2 separate regions of the Homo sapiens genome follow, and region 1 is linked to region 2. The links are chromatin loops, found by intact Hi-C in ENCODE. Cell type or tissue: endothelial cell of umbilical vein. All regions are shown on one strand. Links, peaks and the distances in the headings refer to the core of each region. The heading gives the core; the rest is flanking DNA.

Region 1 (11,613 bases), core at 1,702-9,701, 92 kb before region 2:
AATATTAATGGAAACTGCAATGCACAGTTATAGTCCCTCAAAAATCTACAAAATAGATTCCAGGAACATTACAATAAAATGTTAGACAAAGTGGGAACCAGGAAGGGAAATGAGTTTTAACAGAAAGAAAAGAAGTTTACAACCTCTTGTGGCTCAAGGGAGAAAAAGCTCACCCACATTGCTCTCTTTAAGTGTTTTTCCATGTTTAACTAGCTTCATGGAGATTCCCATATGGCTATTAAAGAATTATATTATCAAATAGAAAAATAATAAGTATATTAAAAACAGTATATAATCATGCTATTAGAAAGGAAGGACCAAGCTGTGAGCACATTATATTTAAGAGTTCAGAAGAGTAGGTACTCAATAAACGCCATGCACAGCATAGGCTTTGAGAGCCTACTTTCTAAATCCAATATATAACTAACTAAATAATGCAGCTTTGATAACCTTCAAAATAGAAAGTATATGGTCCATTAAGAGAACACATTAAGAAATCGTATTGACTCAAGCACAGATCCTTCAAGTGCCCATTATTAGCCAAATGCCTGCATCAGTAGTTACCCACACAGAAAACAGTTTTGTTAAATACACCTCGGGCCATAAATTGCCATTCTTAGTCAGCTATTGACCAATGTCTCCAATGAGAAACTTTAAAATTCCAATTTTTGCTTTAAACTTGCCTTTTTACATGGCATAGCTCATTTTTAGAATGTAATAAAAATCAGCATTTTTAAAAAAAGCAAAAGCTAGTGTCCAGCGGAAACATTCTTGCCTGGGCCACTGCTCACATCCATGCTGCCTCATGAAAGAAACAAAGTAGGAGGCTTCTTTTTCAATTACATTGTAACTGTCAACAAAACAGCATCCTAAAAGGAATCATTCAAGTCATTTTCTATCAAATGCCAAGGATACAAAATAGATTTTCTTGTTCCCTTGATGTATGCAGTACGAAGATGTTATCTCTGCTTTCTGAATGGACTGCACTTGATACAGACCTGGAAAATACATAATTAATCCAAATGTATTGGTTTTTAACTAGATTCACACATGGGCTGCCTAAATTAAATTACATTGTTTTCAGCTTCTGATCATGTAAGTAAGCAAACTTTTTCAGTCTGGGTTTCAGGCACAGCTCCAAAATAAAAGTTAAAACTCTGCGATTGATTATTCCCCGCCTTGGAAAACAAGGCTGCTCCAACTACTCTGGCTCATAGACTCTGGCAAGAGTTTCCTCAGTTGAACCTAGATCACTATCCACAATCTGTTCTTCTTCCTTTAATTTTACTGATTAAATTTTAGCTCTACCTTTTTGATCTGTGTTTCCTTGAGTTTATTACATTCTAGACTTCCTTTTCCACCTTTCTCTTCTCATATTGTTTTTTCTCCCTACTCCCCTCAAGCCAGCCTTTTTTTCCATCTCCATTATTTCTCTTGCCATAGCTTGTCTGCATTCACACCTACCACCACTATGGGAGCCTTCTGTAGTGTGGACTAACTAGCTATTATTAATACAACTCTAAAAGACAACTTGTAGCTTCTTTCAACTTCAGCATTCCACAGCCTCATTTTGAATCAGCAAATAAAGGATGGGTTTTTGTCTGCCAAAAGAAGGTACATGTAATGCACATTTAATTTGAGAAGGATTTAGCCCTCATGTAAGTCTTTATTCAGGTGTAGTTATTCAGCCGTTTATACATCTCGGAATGAGTTCAGTATGTGTCATGTGGAACCTGTTTGAAACAAATTTTAATCTCTGAAACTTACTTTTTAAGGAGGAAGTTGAAAATTATCTTTTATTTTAGCTGAAGGGGCAAGCTTAGGTGAAGATTGTGTGAAGAGTATGAAGATAATGTATCTGAAACAATATCCAGAGAAGGAAAAGCAAAAAAGGAGAAAATAAAGGAGAATGGAGGGAAATAAAGGAGAGGAGAAGACAGGAAAAGAGAAAGGAGGAGAGGAAGGGAGAGGACAGAAGGAGAGAAGGGGAAGCTAGGAGTAACATTAGTTTTATCAGGAGCATTGTTAACCATATTTGCTGTACAGGTTATATGTCAAACTTTTTGAAATCCTTATTCTATAGCTACAGAACTAGAGAAGAGCATCTTCTCTAACCACAGAGGAAGGAATCTCTATTTTTATAAGCTAAGGGAGAAAAAAATACCTTAGCCAGTGATATATAATAAAGTGATTATAATTTGTTACGATTAAACCAAGAATCTAATTTAATTTCGCTGATTTAATTAAATTAAGAGATTAATAATATTTGTTATAAAAGCTTATTGTTTTACAAAGTCTCATTCATAGAGACAAAACAGCAAATAAATGAATGGTCATCAATAGAAAATGGCTGTGTAAAAATAGTCCTATTGTATCATGAATTATTATGCTGTCACCATATTAGGGTATTTCCATGAGTTTATAATAAGTGAGAAAATAAAATAGAGAAAAATTATATAGTAATTATTGCTTTTGTAAATCAATAAAACTTCCCCATATATGTGTATGTATATATATATGGATAAGGAGATGTGTGCATATATATATATATATATATATATATATATATACACACACAATTTTTAATATATATATATTATATATATAGTGTGTGTGTGTGTGTGTGTGTGTGTATATACATATATATGCTTATCTATTATTATATATGCCTAGAGGAAAACAGAGAATAATATCTACTAAATAGATTTTCTGGTTTGATGCTGGGTGATGGATATGAGTGGAAGAGGATGGGAGAGAGAACAAGAACCAAATAGGAAGTAAGCAGAGGAGAGTGGGGTAGAGTAGTCATCGGATAAAAACAAGTATGTAGATAGAGTGTAATTAAGCATTTGTTTCATATGTACAGTTTATTATTTTTATAAAAAGCATATTTAATTATATGTAAATGAATTCATGAGTGTCTCTGTATAGAAAATTTAGTCTTTTTAAAAAAGAAAGAAGAGAACTTTATTCACTGATTCAGTTCTCTTGTCATTCTACCCAGCAACCACTAAAATCAAAATTATGCATTTAGAGCTCTACAAACAAGACATGCACATATGTCTTCATATCATTCATCTCATCTCACTTCTTCACAACTACACCACGAGATGTAAACTTACGTTTCAGGTTGCAAATCTCCAAAGGGCACAAGTAAAGCTAGATGTCAAAACTCTACAATGGCTATTCAAACATATGGGAAATGCCATAGTAACTAGACCATGGGTTTGACGAAGAGGCAGCTCCTTGATTGCAAAAATTAGACTAGCAGCAGAAACATGAGTAAATAATTTTAAAACTTGAAGAAAGAAATTTGTATCAGGTCAACAAACACAAACTATTTTTGTTGTATTATACGCATATATTAATCATTAACAGAGTTTACAATTTTTCAGATGCTTATTAGTCTTTTGCCCTTTTGTATCTAAACAGTTTTCTTTATGTTCTCATCTTCTGCAAAATTATGTGTATTTTCCTCTTGTACGATATTTTTAAATTGAAATTTTATTCTTATTGAATTAATGTATGCCCAATTTTAATGTTTAAATAATTCGATAAATCTTAAACTCTAGCAGTTCTTTGTCCAGCTCCTGCATGCCCTGATTTTGGCCACTCTAAAATCTGTTATCTGTGAATTTAGCTGTTAAGTCTAGGATTCACCTCTATATATCTAAATAGTATGTTAAAATGACTATATTTTGAGTTTTCATTTTACACAATACCTAATGAATTCCTATTATAGAAAATACACATTTAGTTCACTTTTACCTTATTTCTCCCCTGGTAAATAACGTAATACAAATTCTCTCAATATTCTTTTTCTTTTTTTTTTCTGAAAGCCAGTTTATTAAGAAAGTAAAGGAATAAAAGAATGGCTACTCCATAGACAAAGCAGCCTCAATATTCTTATGTAACAACTTTAGTTTGATCAATATTTAATCTTTATATTTTAAAAACTATAGCTATGTTACTTAAATTTGAGTCTTTCAACATGATTCTCTGGCTTTTACATCACTCTTTTGTTTCCTGTAAAGTTAACAATTGTTTTTATTCTGCTTGATTTTCCCTGTTCCTAGTGCTAATTTATCAACAAACTCCTCACTGCTGATGTAAAACTTAATTCTATAATGGGCAATTTATTTAGTGCATTTTTTTTTTGAGAAATTTTTCGTGGGTTCTCCTGTCTAATCTCACCTAAACTGATTTTTCTCTGAGCGTTGTTGCACAGCTTCATCTTGAAGCTTTCATTTACCATAAACCATTGTCGCTCTGTTATATTGTATCTTCTATTTCCTGAAAACCGTGGCTTCTTCCTTGGTATGCTTCTCTTGGGAGTACGTCTTCTTTCAGCCTCCTTTAAAAGAGTGCGAGTGAGATGATCTTTGTTAAGCTGACATGTCTGAACTTGATCTATACTTATGATTAATTAATAGCTTGATGGAGTGCTGAAGCTGAGACTGGAGATAGCTTTTCCTCAGAATGTTGATGATGTTGTTTCCTTTTTGCTTGCCATCTAGTGTTGTTATTGAGAACTCTAACATCATAATCAATCTCCTCCTTTGTATGTAAACGTTTTTCTCCTGTTAGGGAGTCTTTGGGATCTGTTCTTTCTACTTGTGGTTCTATAATTTGCCTTGGTGTGGTTTTGTCTTCTATTACTGTTCTGAGCATTTAGTGAGCCCTTTCTATTTGAAAGTTTATGCTCTCAGTTTTGGAAGTTTTCCTTGATTACTTCTTTAATAATTTTCTATTTTTTTCTTTTTCTATTTCTGAATCCTCTTGTAGTTAGATTTTGCATGCTCTATATTGAAGATTTTGTATGCCTTGTATTGGTAATTTTTAAATATTTTTATTTCCTCTTTTATATTTATCATAATACCTAGTTTCTACTATCATTCTTTGACAACTTCTAACCGTTTTAGTTATTTTTCAATAGAAAATCATAAGGCTTTTGTTGTTCTCTGATTTTAAAATTACATCCTAGTTTTTCAATGCAACATAAATTTTTCTTATTTCCCCAATAATTTTAATAGTAGCTGGTATTGTGTACAATTTTCTTTTCTTTCCAGAATTTCTTCCGTTTTCTCCAATTTTTACTTTTTTTTATTCGTTGGTATTGGTATGTCTTTCAGGCTCTTGCATGTCTATCAACCCTTGTGCATCCAATCACTTTTAAGAATGAAGTGCTAGGCCAGGCGCGGTGACTCATGCCTGTAATCCTAGCACTTTGGGAGGCCGAGGCGGGCGGATCACGAGGTCAGGAGATCGAGACCATCCTGGCTAACATGGTGAAACCCCGTCTCTACTAAAAATACAAAAAATTAGCCGGGCGCAGTGGCGGGCCCCTGCAGTCCCAGCTACTTGGGAGGCTGAGGCAGAATGGCGTGAACCCGGAAGGCAGAGCTTGCAGTGAGCCGAGATAGTGCCACTGCACTTCTGGCCTGGGCGACAGAGCGAGACTCCGTCTCAAAAAAAAAAAAAAAAGAATGAAGTGCTAAAATGTTACATTGGGGCATTTGTTTGGAGTAGGGCAAAACATTTCAACAGGTGGTTTTCATGTCTACATAGTAAAATAATCAAATGCGGATGTAAATATTTTATTGCAAAGCCCACACATGTTGGTATTTGTGAGTCACTTTTCCTAGGCCAGATTCGCCAAAGAAAACTCCAATTTCCTGCTTCGAGCTTAGAGGAGGGGAAGATATTAACTTGGCTTATAGCATTCAGAGATCTCAGAAGGGACAAGTGGCTGGAAACCACTTAATACAGAGCTTTTCCATTGTAATCACTACCCACCTCCACCACCCTCACCTAAAACTGGTGACTGATTATTTAAGAATGTTAAATGACTTTGATTATTTAAGAATGTTAGACAATAGCATAGTGAGAACTTGCCGTAAGCTAAATATTTTTAACTGCTTTCACACAAATTATCTCAGGTTTCATGTTTAAAGTAGATAGGGCCAGGTGCAGTGGTTCATGACTGTAATCCCAGCACTTTGGGAGGCTGAGGTGGGTGGATCACTTGAGACCAGGAGTTCAAGACCAGCCTGGCCAACATGGCAAAGCCGCATCTCTACTAAAAATACAAAAAAAAAAAAAAAAAAAAAAAATTAGCCAGGCATGGTGACGCATGCCTGTAATCCCAGCTACTCAGGAGGCTGGGATGAGAGAATCACTTGAACCGGGATGCAGAGGTTGCAGTGTGCCGAGATCATGCCACTGCATTCCAACCTGGGCGACAGAGCATGACTAGGTCTCTAAATAAATAAATAAAGTAGATTGGTAGTTTTTCCATTTTATACATGATGAAAATGATGTTTAGTAAAGTTAGTAAATCCCACTGTCAGTATGTTTGATGTGACCCATGAAGCGAATGGATATTAAGAAAGGCATTACGTGTTTGGTTGCAGTTTTTGCTTATACCTTTGTTATTATGTCCAATATTATAAATTAAAGCAGAAATCTGAGAGTTTTTACCTATTATCTGTTCAGAAGATATGACCCTAACTTTGTATGCAAATACTAAAAGTTCTCGGATAGAAAAGGAAAAGCTGTTCTCACCTTTTTCAGAGTCTCATCTAATCAAATCATGTTTTTCAGTGTAAACTGGTTAATATAAATATAGGACGATCAACCAAGGAGATATGAGCTGCCACAATATTGATAATCTACATCATTAAGAAATCCTTACTTCAAACAAGTACTTAATGCTTTTTTCAATGTTTTAGCCAGATAAGCTCGAGATTTTCCTGTCTTCCTGGAATACTGCTGATTCTGGTCGGGTTTCTATAATATTCTTCTTGGCCCAATTTCACTACTGGGACTTAGGTCAACCTAATTGTTGTAATTTTAATGACTCTAGTTTACTTGTCTCTGGCTAGTTCAGTGTGCTGTAAACTCTCCCAGAGATGTGAAGATGAATGAAAACTTCTCTAATTATTTTTGTAGACCAAATATATCATTGGCATCCAAATCTGACAAAGATATTACAAGAAAGAAATATTGAAGATCAATATATCTTATTAATATTGATGCAAAATACTAAATATTATATTAGCAAACAGAATTCAAAGTCACATTAAGAGAATCATACGCTATTACCAAGTTGAATATATTATAGGAATTCAAGGTTGTTTCAAGTAAGTCTATTATATCTCACATAATAATAACATACCAAAAAAAACTTCATAGATGCCAAAAAAGTCTCCCCAAATTCCACTCATTCCTGATTTTTTAAAAAGACTCAAGGTAATAGAAAACTTTTCTTGGTGTGGTATGATGCCTATATTTAGTTCTAAAGTTTATTACTTAATGGGGAAACAAGACCTATTTCCACTAAGATAAGAAACAAGGCAAGGATACTCATAGTCTCCAATAAGATAGTTGAATATAAAATTAGTTTATTAAATTAAATTTTTGGAATCATATAGTTCCAAAAAATAAGAAAGTACTTACAAATGATGATGCCATGTCAAAGAAACTCAGAAGCCAATTAATAGCTTTCATACACACAAAAATAATGAATTTGGTGTTATAATGGTAAGGAAAACTTCACTTATATTGGCAAGAAAGAAGAGTAAAAATTTAGGATAAACTAAATGAGAAATAGGCAAACCTATATAAGATAAATTTTAAAATATTCCTGAAAGGGTGGACTGCCCTTCCTATCTGGCAATAATAAGCTGCCCTGTCCTCTACTTGCTGGAGTGTTAGAGCAAGTCTTGAGGTGAATCAAGACTTTCACCACCACCCAGCAGTAATGAGGCCACCCTCTCTGTGGTGTCAGTGGAAGCCACAGAGGGGAAGTAACAAACAGTTTCTGTTCCAGCAAGCCTGAGAGGTATCAGTGACTGCTTGGTTGAGAGCCGGAATTGTCACCACATCCATGAGTAACAAGGAGCTCCCCACAAACTTGTGTGTCATTAAAGTCAGACTGGGGAACCTAAACTTTTAACCTAGTAAAGAGGCAGCATTCCTTTTTCTACTGCTGGAGTGGTATCAAAAGAAGACAGCTAAAATAGAAGGTTAAATAAGATCCAGAGATCCATACAATATTAATCAAAATATATGATTCAATAGAAACTACCCTTCTTATGAAGACATAGGAAGATCTCAAATAGAATAATAAAAGACAAGTGACAGATGCCAACATCAAGGTAACAGAGGGTTTGGAATTATCTGAAAAAGATATTAAAGCAACCATCAGAAAATTTTTAATGAGCAATTACAAACACCCATGAAATAATACTGTAAGCAAAAAATGAAAGATGTAAAGAAAAATAAAACGAAAACTTTATAAATAAAAAATAAAATAATAAAAAAATGGGATCAACATTAGAATGGATGGGACAAAAATAATTATTGAACTTGAAGATAGAATAATAGAAACCTAATTTGAAAAACAGGGAAACAAGTAGACTGAAAAAAAACTTGAACAGACCCTCAGAGATCTGTGGCATTATAACAAAAGCTCTAACATTTGTGTCATCAGATTTCCATAAGGAGAGGAGGAACAGGGAACGACTGAAAAACTGCTCAAAACAATAATGGCAGAAAACTTTCCCAATTTGCCAAAAGACATAAACATACATTTTCAAAAAGCTGAGTGAATACCAAACAGAATAGATTGAAATCCACACCAAGGAACATCATAGTCATACTTCTGAAAACTAAAGACAACGAAAAAAACCTTGAAAAACCATGAGAGAGAAAAGATACCTTACCTAAAAGGAGTCAACTTAAATGACAGTGGACTTCTCATCAAAAATCTTGGAAGCCAGAAAGCATGTGGCTCAACATTTTTCAAGTGCTGACAGAAAGCATTTAACCACAAATCCTACATTCAGGAAAAATATTATTCAGGAACTAAGGAAAAATCAAGGCATTCTCAGATACAGAGAAACTGAAAATGTGTAACCAGCAGACCAAAAAGAATAGCTAGAGGAAGTTATTTCAACCAAAAGAAAATGTAAAAAATGGAATCTTTGAATACCAAGGGGGAAGAAAACTATGGAAAGAGCAAAAATATGTGCAAATACGTTCCCTTATTCTCTTGTATTAAATTATGTTTCATGGTTGAAACAAAAATTATACCACTGACATGATTTAAAATGTATAAAAAATGTTTAAGACAATTATGATTGGAGGAGATAAAGGGAGTGTTAAAGGACATCAGATTTCTATACTTGATTCAAACCAGTAAATATATTCTGGATAATGAAAGCTGATTTCTTGCTGGATGGGGCAGGCATTAAAATAAGGAAGGAGGCAAAGCCAGGATGACCCTTGTGGAATTGTACTGGAACCAAAAAGACCAATATGTAGTCATGGTGGTTTTTCTTTTTTGTTTTTTTTTTTTAATTTAAATATATACAGTTGGCTATGGGTCTAACTGTGTATGCATGTATGTGCTTACATATATTTATTTTCAGGCTTAGATTATTCTTAAAAGAATTGTCCCTAAAAAACAGTGTGCAAATGTAATGCTGAGATATTCATTTATAAATACCATTTTCCAATAAATGGAAATAGATGATTCTAGGTCTGAGGTAAGAGGAGAAAGCACAGAATGAGCCTGAAACATCAATCATATAGTTCCAGAAACGAAGAAAGTACTTTAAAATGATGATGCCATGTCAAAGGCGCTTGGGAATCGACTTCAAAAAGCAACCAGTGGCCAAATCTGGAACATTTTTAGCCACAAAATAATGGTGCTAGTAATGTTTTCATTTTTGTTTTTAAAGACAGAGTTCTGCTATGTTACCTGTGAGCCACTGTGCCTTGCTGATAGTAATGTTTTATAGCCCATAGACCAAAGTAAATATCCATTAGATTGCACTGGGGTTATAAATAATGAATAGATAAATATATAGTAGAGGGAAAAAATAACTATTTTCAATAGTAGCATTTCAGTATATAAATACAAAAATAATAACTGAAATTAAAATCACCTTTTTGGCTGGGCGCGGTGGCTCACGCCTGTAATCCCAGCACTTTGGGAGGCCGAGGCGGGTGAATCACAAGATCAAGAGTTCAAGGCCAGTCTGGCCAAGATGGTGAAACCCCGTCTCTACTAAAAATACAAAAATCAGCTGGGCGTGGTGGGGCAGGTGCCTGTAATCCCAGCTACTCAGGAGGCTGAGGCAGAGAATTGCTTGAACCCAGGAGGTGGAGGTTGCAGTGAGCTGAGATCATGCCACTGCACTCCAGCCTGGGCAACAGAGCAAGACCCCATCTCAAAAAAAAATCACCTTTTTTGTTTGGTTTGCAGACACACACTGTAATCATTGTAGTCAAGAATTATCAATGTGCACCAAAATTAGTTGGGGAAGGTGTTATGAGAGACAGGATATTTGCAATATTTCAAAGTATCTGCCCATAAGATACTTATTAGTTAAAAGTGAAAATACTAATATTGCGGGACAGAAACTTGGCAAACCTCATTTTAACAGTTATCAAATGTAATATCACCAATAATGAGACATGTCATCCTATATCTGATATGAGGCACTGAGAAGGGTGCAACAAATTTCTGTGGTCCTCTTGCCAAATATGTATGACACATACTCAAGCTGACTAATGAGCAATGTAAACTTAATGCAATGATGAGTGCCGGATTAGATGTTAGGCCGGTGTAAATAAATTAGTGAGACAATTGATAAAGGTGAATAAGATGCAGATGAATCAATATTATTATATCAATGTTAATTTTTAAATTTTGATAGTTATACTATGGTTATGCAATGTGTCAACATTTGTTAACGAGTTGAGAAAAGGGTTTTGGGGAACTCTTCATACTATATTTGCAACTTTGTATAAGTCTGAAATTATTTCCAAATAAAGTTAAAACAGGTAAAAATAAATAAAATAACTAGTGTGACTTCTGTCTCCTGATTGTTCATCAGCTATGATTTTAAATTTGTTGGTATAGTATATATTAAAACATTTAGAACTATATATAAAGATAATTTAATACACTATAGAATAAGTTCATTATTCTGTTTGGTTTGCCCTTAAATGATTTTAAGTTAAAATGTCCTTAAACATTTATTACCATTGTTACATTATTACCTTTTAAATTCAAATTTAGATTTATCTGTAGTCTATAATTTAAAAAATCTCTTACTTTTTCCTGTCTTTTAGGTAAACTTTTCATAGTTGAATAAAAACCAAGAACAGATTAGTAAGTACTAAAATAGTATGGGCCCTTATCATTGTATCTTTTCCAAATAAAGTTATCCCAGTATATAATCTTTACAGGCAAGCCCTATTTGGCAAAGAAACTATGTCCAAATGTTTGTGTTTCAAACATAGAGTAATTATAAACAGTGTAGCAACTTCTCATGATTGGCAAAGAAGAACACATATTGGGGTTTTTAACATTCCACGTAGTTTTATTAACATTTATCTTCAGTTAGGCATTGAGTACATGTGAAGACAATATTGGAATTGAGATAAAATATATACACTTAATGTTTTCTGTAAGGATAAGACAAAGATAACATCTTATTTGATAGTTTGAACTGGTTGGAATTTGACCAATTAGAATGAATAGCTTTGCCTGAAAATCTTTATCTTGATGGTCAGAATTTAGATGGGTAAGCTGCCTGA
Region 2 (11,613 bases), core at 1,124-9,123:
ATATTAGTGTTTGAAAGTAATACCCTATTTTTATTTAATTCAGTATTTCATAAGCAGCAGGTATCCCTGTAGACTATAATAATTTTTGTGTTGATATTTCTAAAAGTATGAACATAATATATTCAACAAATAGGAAAGTCCTCAGAATTAACTCAAATGGGCAAAACGTGGAATTGTCCAGCATACTCCAGCAGTAGCATTTTTAGTGACATAAATTGAGCTTTCCTGTGCTTAAGTACCAACTAGGTAAAGCATAGGAAAATGCAAATAGAAAATATTCAAGGAATATGAAGAATTTTTAAACTTTTAGTATTAATTTTGTCCTTCAATCTACCAGCTTACTAGCAAGTCAGCTATCCACATTTCATTATGAGGATATACACATATTTGGTTAAACTGGAGGTCAAAAAATAAGGAACAATTAAAAAAATATTGATAATTGAGAGATTTAACTTCTAGGATTTTTCTTTCTTATTTAATTCAAATTGTATTACATAATTTCCTTTCAATCACTCTAACCTTTTACATATTGTATTGCTATCCTGAGAGTGTGTGTACTCTCTTCCCCGCTAACTTCAGTTTAATGGGAACAGAATAGAGTAGAATTCAGCTAAACACTAAACACTAAATGGACACTTATTACTATTTTATATACAGCATGTTCAGCTACCAGACATTCCCTACCTCCATTTATCCACATACTAAATTCTGCCTTGAAATTATCAGTAATATATAAGAACTTGGGGAAGTAAATTCTGTGAGCTAAAATGATCTACGTTCACATGAATCAATATATTTATAGATTTCGGTAACTGTTTTTAAAAACTAAACTTTAATAATAAAAATCACAGGAAAATAAATACATTTATAATTCATGTCATTAAAACAGAAACATTAAGAAACATGCAAAATTCTTCATAGGATATTTTCAAAATGTGTTATAATGCTAACTTGCTCAATTTGTGTGTGTTTATGTGTGTTTGTGTGTATTTTTCTGTATGTGTGTTGATTTTGGCTTTAGTTGTAAATTGAAAACAGAAGGCAAAATTACTTCCTTATTTCCTAAAAATATATACTATATTATCTTTTAAATAAGAGGTTGGAAATGTTTTTATTCAATGAACTACTTTTTTAAAAAAGCGAACTTAATGGTGTTTACATGAATATGAATTGCTATGGTTGTAGTTCTAAATGAGTCCAAATATCTCTGAGATTACCCCACCTTTTCCTTCTCTACTCCCAAGAAACCAAGAACTTTGTTTCTCAATTATTTCTTGTATACATCAAAGCTCCCATATTTCCAGTCCACACCTCTGTCATGAGGCCCAGAAAAGCCAGCTTCAATAAAATAAACCCTACACTGAAATCACTATAGTCATTCTCTTCAATCTGGATTTTTCTTTTGTATTCCCCAGACAATTCCATAGTATTACCCAAGATTATTACCCAAGTATTATTGCAAGAGTAATCTTTTAAAGCAAATATAATTATGTCATTCCTGCCAATAACATCCTTTCTAGAGCTTCATAACCTATACGAAAAAGTAGAAACTCCTCATCATAGCATAGTAGGTCAAGGACTTCCTAATCTAAGATTGTCTACCTTTCCAATTTACACCATACAGTAAGGAGATTCACACTCAACTGCCCTAAAATGCTATGGATTTTTTTTTTTTTTTTTGAGTCAGAGTCTTACTCTGTCGCCCAGGCTAGAGTGCAATGGCACGATCTTGGCTCACTGCAACCTCCATCTCCCAGGTTCAAGCAATTCTCCTGCCCCAGCCTCCTGAGTAGCTGGGATTACAGCCGCCTGCCACTGTGCCTGGCTAATTTTTGTATTTTTAGTAGAGACAGGGTTTCACCATATTGGCCAGGCTGGTCTCGAACTCCTGACTTCATGATCCACCTGCCTTGGCCTCGCAAAGTGTTGGGATTACAGGCATGAGCCACCATGCCTAGCCGCTATGGTATTTTTTATCAAAATTTTTCTTTTGCAGTATGTCATACTGAAATCAAAGTGTACAAATGAAATCATGCCAGTATGGTTGTGTATTTTTCTCTTTCTTTTTTAAGACCTGTCAATTTTTCCTGTGTGTATATTGATCTTAAACATTAGCCGCATTATTACAATTACCATTGTTCACAATTACTAAATTATTAAATTTTTTATTGGATTAAGTCATTTATCATTATAAAGTGTATTTTCTCACCTTTGCTATCACTTATTGCCTGAATCCTACTACCAAAACATCACCACTTTGATTAGTGTTTGCATGCTAATATCCTTTGAGTTTCAGCTTAAAAAAATATTTTTGGTATATTCTCTTGTAACCAGTATATTTTTGGATATTTGTCTTTAATCTAGTGTAAGCATTTCTATTTTTATTAAATATTTGATCTATTTATGTTTAATATATTCACTAATGTAGTTGGTTTCAATTTTGTCATTTTATTATTTCTGCCCTACTCATTTTGTTACTTTAGCTTTCCTTCCCTCCATTATTTTGGGTTAATTAAGTGTTCTTTCATGACTTCATTTTTTTCTCAGCTAGTTATATACTAAGAGTGTCCAAGTCTTGTTCCTGTTTTTCAAAAACAATTCTTTTTTAACTTTTAAAATTTATTTTTATTATTATTTTTTAATTTTTGTGGGTACATAATAGGTATATTTAGTTATGCAGTACATGAGATGTTTTGACACAGGCGTGCAATGTGACATAAGCACATTATGGGGAATGCGGTGTCAATCCCCTTAAGCATTTAACCTTTGAGTTACAAACAATTCAATTACACTCTAAGTTATTTTAGAATGTACAATTAAGTTATTATTGCCTATAGTCACCCTGTTGTGCTATCAAATAGTAGGCCTTATTCATTCTTTCTGTTTTGTTTTGTACACGTTAACCATCCACACCTCCCGCCAATCCCCCTGCTGCCCTTCCCAGCCTCTGGTAACCATCCTTCTACTATCTCCATGAATTCAATTGTTTTGATTTTTAGATCCCACAAATAAGTGAGAACATGCAGTGTTTGTCTTTTTGTGCCTGGCCTATTTCACTTAACATAATGACCTCCAGTTCCATCCATGGTGTTGCAAATGACTGGACAGCATTCTTTTTTATGGCTGAATAGTACTTCATTGTGTATACGTGCCACATGTTCTTTATCCATTCATCTGCTGATGGACACTCAGGTTGCTTTCAATTATTGGCTGTTGTGAACAGTTCTGCAACAAACACGGAATTGCAGATATCTCTTTGATGTATTGATTTCCTTTCTTTTGGGTATATACACAGCAGTGGTATTGCTGGATCCTATGGTAGCTCTTTTCTCAGCTTTTTGAGGAAGCTCCAAACTGTTCTCCATAGTGGTGGTATTAATTTACATTTCCACCGAAATATACAAGGAAATCTGTATGATTTCTGTATGATTACTCATCATTCACATCTTACTCCAAATGCAATGGCCTTTTCTCTAAATTCTTGCCAGCATTTGGGATTTCCTATCTTTGGGATATAAGCCATTTTAACTGGGGTGAAATGATATCTCATTTTAATATTCACTTGCAATTCTCTGATAACTAATGATGTTAAGCACTTTTTCATATGCCTGTTTGTCATTTGTGTGTCTTCTTTTGAGAAATGTCTATTCAAATCTTTTGCCCATTTTTTTGAGAAGAGTATTAGATTTTTTTTCCGTAGAGTTGTTTGAGCTCCTTATATATTTTGGTTATTAATCCCTTATCAGATAGGTAGTTTGCAAATATTTTCTTCCATTCTGTGGGTTGTTTCTTCACTTCGTTGATTATATCCTTTGCTTTGCAGAAGCTTTTAAACTTGATGCGATCAAAAGGAATTCTTCTAACATTACCAATATATTTGTAATAGGTAGTTAGTGAATAAAATGGACATATTTACAAAGCAAAGAAGTTCTCTTCTGGTAATAATTTTAATCAGCTCTATCATGTTTAATAAAAAGATTTATTGATTAGCAAAGCAAGATCCTTCCTTGTTCTACCAAATATGCTTTTTTTCTACATCTTTGAGAAGATCAGACAGTTTGCTTCTACCTAAAAATGTACAGGTAGAAAAAAAATTCCAAGGGCTAAGCCTGATAGCTTCCGTCAGACAGCAAGGCTCCAGCCTCGCACTCCTAATACCCGTATTCCACACAGTAGCCAGAGTGACCCTTCTAACGTTCAACTCAGATCATGATTTTCCTATGATTAATAATGCATTCCAATTTCAACAGTAATTAAATACATATTTATTACTATGGTGACAAGATCTTAGAAGATTAGTCATCCATCTGTTTGCTTGATTCTCATCTCTCGCCTTCCTTCCCTTATTCACTATATTTCAGTCATAATGGCCTTCCATCTCTCAAAATAGTCAAGTGCATTTTTATCTCAAGGCCTTTACATCATCTCTTCCTTTAGTTCGGAATATTTTTACGTATCTAGGGATTACTCATCATTCACATCTTACTCCAAATGCAATGACCTTAGAAGGCGATTTCTTAGCACTATTTCATCCCCATAGGGTCATTTTTTACCCCATATTACTTGTTTATTTATCCTGTGTTTATTTTCTGAATTATACCAATTCTTGTACTTGAATACTTAAATACTAGACTCTGTCTGAGTAATTTGCTGCTATATTCTCAATTTTTCACAGTGCTGGATATACAGTAGGCAAATATATGTGGACTATTTGACTACTTTAATTGCATGTCAAAAATAGAATCCGTGATTATTCCTATCCCAATTTGCTTCCCTCTTAGCACTTTTCCATTTAAGTAAATGACAACATTACTGTGGGTGTGTAAAGTTAAAACTTAGGAGTCACCTTACTTTTTCTTTTCAGTTCAATTCATTTACTAATTCTTGATTCTTTCCACAAAACATATGCTAATACTGTCTACTGATGTCTGTGTATTCTGCAATCATACTATTCCAGGCCAGTGTCATATTTCATTTGTTTGGGTATAAAGGCCCCTTGTGGTGGATTTATTAGTATTCAGAAATAGGTTCTGCCTCTCTCCTGGGAAGCCTTGTCTTTCTTCACACTGATGCTCTGGCTTGGCCGTGTAATTTCCTCTGAACAATTGAATGTGAAAATAAGTGTTACTTCTAGGCAGATTCACTAAGAATTAGAATCTCTAAAGTCAGTCTATCCTTTCCTCTGTTATGAAACAAGAAATTTTTTCAGCCAGAGTCTTCAGCTTCACCCACCTTGTTCTAGAGTGAGGATGAAGTTGAATAGGACTTTAGCCTACAGTGCACATACGATTTGTGCTTATAAACCCCTCATGATGATCATCTATTTGTTTTGTTATTGCAGTCATCTAGAAGTAAAATAACTAGGTCAAAATAATTAAGACATATTACTACAGGTGGTTACAATTTCTATAAAAATTCAAAGCTAAAAGCAGCACTGAGGTCTAGAAATTATATAAATAAATAGTAGTAAACAAAAAAACTATATTTGATTTATGGACTCGCAGAAGATTCATTATATCATCTTCAAGTTACTTATCAAGATGTTACTATCATGCTTAATTTCCTCAGCTAATTTTAAGATACTGTATGTTTGTATCATTAAATATCTCAATGACACTTTAGAGTATAAAGATGTTATTATTCACCCTTGTTTCCCCAGAACTGGAAGAGTATTTCTGTATAGTGAATGCTCCATTCATAGGAATTACTAAAAGAAAGATACATAGACAATGGGTAAATGAACAAATGCATATAGCAAAGCAAACTGAAATAACATATTCCAACATTATATGCATAACTAATTAAATCTTAGATACTGATAAGTGGAAAATTATAGTTGTATCCAAAGACAATATTAAAACTATTTCTTTGATTTGTCTGACGTAATAGGAGATGTCCCTTGTATATCTTCCTTCCAGAACATTTATTTCAATTATACCTGAAATTCCACCATTTGAGGATTGTCCCTTGTTCTCATGCATAGCAGTTTGGTATGGCTTTCTGTATATATGCAGAAATGATATTGTGTATTTTCCAGCTACTAAAATGAATTATTATATAATAATTTATTCCTTCATTTAGCATTTATGAAATGTTTAATATAAACAATAATGTTGGATAACTAAACTAAAAAAGTAAAAAGAGACATAAACCCTCATTTCAATTAAGCAACAGTTTAATGAACAATGTTTTCCTACATTAATGAGGATAACTGAAATTACAGGATTATTTAAAGCTGGCAAACAAGAAAACAAAGAATGAAAGAAAAATTCTAAGTTATAAGAACGAGTCCATGGTATTGAAAAATGAGAGAAAAGTGAAAAAGGGGATTTCAAAATATGAATTTATATTTATAATTTTAAGTAGTTAAAAATAAAGTCTTTGATCTGATACAAAGTGACTTTCTCTGCTATTCAAAACTTTTATCTGCTAAAATACTGATTTAGCCCCAATTTACTCTATCATATTCAATTCTAGGTGCTTTACCGGTGAAGAAATTGAGACTCAGAGCCATTGGTAAATTTTCCTGTCTACACAGTCTTAAGTAGTTGGTCAGTCAGGCTCCAAAGTCCATATATTTTCCCCTACCTAGGTTATTATTCTATAAAGTCAGACATTGTTGATTCAATGATTAAAGTACTGTTAGATTTAATTCTTGTAGTATTCATAATCCTTATTTTCCAGAGGACCAGAAAGGTGAAATAACACAGAAATATTCTGAAAATTACTTATCCTTACCAAAGAGTGTTGCTTGTCTTTTGGAAATCAGAGACATAAAGAAAGGTCTAGTGTCCAGCTGTATGTTCTTTAAAAAATCTTATCTAGCTTTCCCATTCATGCTCACTATTCTGCTACCTTTCTCACTTATGCCTAATTCTATAGTTTGAGACCTCGTGGTTGTTTGTTCGAACACAAAATATAAATTCTGCACTCCATTCTTCAAAGCTTAAAATATTTCAATGTTCAAAGTCCTTGTTTCCAAATGGTAACATACAGTCAGAATATACTTACATATTTTACTTCAGGATTTTGTTTTAAGAATACATACCAAACAGATAGTCAGGATTGTTTTAGAAAGCATGCATAAGTGTGATTTTTGTATTTTCTATTTTAAAAGTCTCTTGAAAAATGAATACCACACTTTGAGTCTAATGTTAGATTACTTTCCCCCAAATGAGAAGACTTTGACTTGAGTTCTTAAATCTGATGACTAAGCACATTTCTTGACATAAAGTGGAGTCTCCCTAAATATGTCTTGACTAAGAATTAATTCTGTGAATAGATATGGCTTTTGATATAGGATTCCTAGTAAAACTCCAATCCTACAGAATGAGCTAGGGAGAAAAAAGTTAAATAATTCTTAGTAGGCTGAAAGGCAAGAGATCTGTCCTAACATATTTAACTCCCTCTAAGGCATACAGATGTTCTTCTCCCAAAGGGAGGAAAGAAGTGGAAGATGAAATTGAAGAGATAGTACTATGTCTTGTCAGCAGTTTCGGAACAACTGCCAATGAGATTCACTATTAGCAAAGAGGTTTCAGAGATAATGCATTGTTACAACTGGCATCCTCACACAGGATGCTTGGCTTTTTAAAAGAATCAATACTTTGCTATTTGCAATAAAGTTAAAGGTAGAGTGCACAGAGACAGAGAGGGATGTGGGGAGAGAGAGAATTCAATTATTGTACAAACACTGAGAGAACCAGGTACTTTACTAAAATGACAATTCTCTATATTTGCTTCTCTAAGTAAAATTTTGCAAGTTAAATTATTAAAAAAATGAGAAAATGTAGGCAGATATAATTCTCATGAGAGAATGATAAGAAATAGGATGGCCTTTTGTCAAATTTCCTTCCTTTTTTCGTCCTTCTTCCTCTCTCATTTTCGTACCTTTTCCTCTTTCTTTCTTCCTCTTTTTCTCTATTTCTTACTTTCTTTTTTTCATTCTCTCCCTTTCTATCTCTTCCTCTCTTATTCTTTCATGTTTCTGTGATTCTTTCATTTTAAAAGTTGTTTTTTAAACTACCAATGGAATTATTTCCAAGGTCATTAGTGGCAGCATCTGGTATTATTGATGAAAGTGGGATGCCTAGGATTATGTATGGGGGGGAAGAGCAAGAATTCCCTGGGCCCTGTGAAGAAGCAAACTTCTCTTCCATCTGGTTGTGAGCAGCATCCCTAAGGGACAGTGGACAGGAAAGACACTTAAAGGGCAAATTCCTCTCTACTCCAAGATCTGTACCCAGGGCCAAGCTTTCCCACACCTGGACCATGAATGGATTTTTCAATTATAATTAGATAAGAAAGAAACTTTATCATCTATTATTTTCAGGAGCAGAAGTTGGATGGAAATGTTAGTAGCTAGAAAAGAAGAAAAATGAGCTACAGAGTATGCTATTGTGTCTTACTTGGATGAAATTTTGAAATAAATTGGCAATATTAAAATGAAGTTTGATTCTGATTTTCAAGAGATATTGCTTTCAGATTCTCAACTTATTCAGTATTTTTTAAAAAAACTTTTAATATCTTACTACAAAAATACATTGCATTTTGCATATTGATGAGTAACACAACACTTAAAAGAATCCCTGTTCTCTGTTTCCACAGAGGAGATTTATATAAAATAGGTTGTTTTTTGATTTAGAAACAGAAAGTTTTCAACTTACTGTATTCACTTGATACAATAAACACAGCTGTCTATAGAAACATCAGCAGTTGAATTATCAAATACTTTCAAGTAAGTCAGAGTGAGATAAATTTCCTAGACTTTTAAAATTTAACACTCTATGGAATTGAGTGGCCTATTTAAAAAACCTGTATTTTAAAATATTATGTTTATGAATCCCTGAAATCTTACCCATTGTGTAACCGTACTATACAGTCATGCACTGTAATGACGTTTCAGTTAACAATAAACACCAGACACAAGAGTGTTTCCATAAGACTATAATGTAATTGAATAATTTTTATTGCCTAGTGATGTCATAGATGCCATATTCTGTAGCACAGCACATTATCTTTTCTATGTTTAGATATGTTTACATACATAAATATGTACCATTGTGTTACAATTGTCTTTGTTATTCACTACAGTAATATGCTGTACAAGTTTAGCTTAGGAGTAATAGGCTATACCATATAGCCTCGGGGTGTAGTAAGTTATACCATCTAGGCCTGTGTGTACTCTACAACGGTCAAACAATGATGGAATGGCCTAAAGACATATTTCTTAAAATTTATCCTCATTGTTAAGTGATATATGACTACATATCTGTGTGTGTGTGTGTGTGTGTGTGTGTGTGTGTGTATGCATGCATGTGTGTGTGTTCTAGTTCCTGAGAGTTAGGGACTTAAAATTATCACAGGTTAATATATATGTATTCATGTTTTTGTGCATGTTTGTTTGCCTTAGACATTAGGTCAAGCTAAGATTTCCAAATAATCATGTATAAAATAGAAATCATTGGTTTAACATTTGTTATTTGTATATAATCAATTTTCAGGGTATTCTCATTACATTGTGGAAAATAATAGAGGAAAAATAGAGACCTTTCATAGACTAGGTCTATTTCAACTTGTAAACAAGAAGGAATTGCTTTTAATCTGAGACAGTGAAACCACTGCAGAAGATAGGCATTGCTATACGGTAGAGGATGTCAAACCTCAGACGATTTGACTTTGAACTGGTACATGTGCCAACAGCTTTAACATAGAGAAAGTCTCCGTGTGTAGACATAAATTCGGCTGCCATAACAATTACCTGTTTGAACAAGAAATGAAACCAGTAATGATAACCCAAAGATCAATAGGTGAGAGGGGTTACTTCTGGTGAATGGCAAAGAAAAAAATAACCTACAGACATGAGTAAGTGTATAATCATTTACACAGAGAGAGTCAAGAGTAGAAATTTTGGGGGAGATTTGTCTCAAATCCTGGCAAAGAAAACATAAAGAATCTAGAGATAAACATTACCACATTAAACTTTGCTTTAGATTGCCTTTTGTTTCATGCTCTATACTCAGTCATGGACCCCTAGATCTTTATGTAGCTGGTTATAGTCATCATTATAGGGATAGATAGACACATTTAAAAGCCCATTGGAATTTCTGCATGGCCTTAAGTTATTGTATACTTGCCTAAGACTAATTTCTGTCGGCCAGGAAGTATTTATTAACCAACTAACTAGAAGAAAACTGTAACTTTATATCTCTAAGTTAATAAAAATGCCCATTAGTAAATAGCATTCTGCATATTTGCATGCCCCAAACCATCTCATGAAGTTCTTATCCTAAGTTAAAACATACTCTTGTCTATCCATGAAAGTGTTCTTTTAATCCCTAAGGTATAATGTGGCTTTTCTGGCCACTAATATGGCTGGAACTGAATCCAAACCAAGCCACAAATTTAAAAAAATTCCAAATTACATAGATTACAAATAAATTTCTTACAGTCATTTCCTTGGAAAGTATTAAACAAAATTGTTTTATTTTTATTATTATTTTCTGACTTTTGGATTTGCAGACTTTTTTCAGTATTGCTGTGCACTGCTTTTTTATACACAAAGAAGGGTCCTGATATTAAAATTTCCCTTTTTATTCTTACATTTCTTTTTATTTCTTCAGTAGATTTATTTTAATGCAATTCTATTTAAATTATAAAATACTAATAGAGTATTCTTTATTCAAAATGCTTGAGACCATTTCTGAACTTAGGATGTTTTGGATTTTTGGAATATTTGCATATACATAATAAGATATCTTGGAAATAGGGCCCAAATCTAAACACAAAATTTATTTATGTTTCATATGTTAGTTTCATATGTATGTTCATATATATGTTTCATATATATCTTATACATATACATATATGTATTCTTATACATATGCACTTATACATAAACATATATATGTATACACGTACATATACAAGCATACATATATGTATATGTATAAATATACATATATAAGTATATGTATAGGTATATATACTTATACATATACATGTATACTTATACATATATACCTATACATATACATATATGTATACACATATGTATACTTATGCATATACACATATGTATACTTATGCATATACACTTATGTATACTTATACATATATGTGTACTTATACATATATATGTGTACTTACACGTATACTTATACTAGCCTGAAGGTATTTTATACCATATTTTAAATAATTACATGCATGAAACAAAGTTTGTGTACATCGAACCATCAGAAAGCAAAGGTGTCACTATCTCAGCCACCCATGTGGACAGTCTGTGGTTGTTTGACATCATCATTATTTCTTACTCTCAATTTATATGCTATTGATAAGCAATAATTTTCTAACCCTTATTCACACATAATTACTTAACAGTAAAAAAGATATATTAATATAGCAAAAAAATAATATATTTAGAATAATTAAGCAGCACAATAGCATCACCAGAATACCTGAATCATTCTTTAAACAACAGCAATAACAAGCAACAGCAGTCTCCACCTATGACGCTGTGTTTTGATTAAAAGTTTACCGTTCACTGTGTTTTTATTTTCAAGATGAGAAGACACGTCAGAAGCAGGAAATGGGTCCTCTAGGGATTAGGAGGCA

Evidence for each region. Peaks named below come from ENCODE experiments on the same cell type or tissue, not always from the same donor. Only the 100,000 strongest peaks of a DNase experiment are listed, where the experiment ranks them.
Region 1: a loop joins it to region 2, with 7 times the contacts of the local background. A loop is called at or near these places in 2 of 110 quality-filtered maps.

What each region holds. Positions count from the first base shown.
Region 1 is chr13:80,865,970-80,877,582 of GRCh38, forward strand. No RefSeq gene overlaps it. Among named protein-coding and RNA genes, the nearest start is that of LINC00377, 150 kb to the right of the region's middle. RefSeq lists enhancers at 4,844-5,344, 5,345-5,845, 7,730-7,809. In endothelial cell of umbilical vein, for the core only: no CTCF peak of the experiment used is centred there; a DNase peak (open chromatin) is centred at 5,752; H3K27ac peaks cover 1,055 bases.
Region 2 is chr13:80,958,086-80,969,698 of GRCh38, forward strand. No RefSeq gene overlaps it. Among named protein-coding and RNA genes, the nearest start is that of LINC00377, 54 kb to the right of the region's middle. In endothelial cell of umbilical vein, for the core only: no CTCF peak of the experiment used is centred there; a DNase peak (open chromatin) is centred at 4,336; H3K27ac peaks cover 1,470 bases.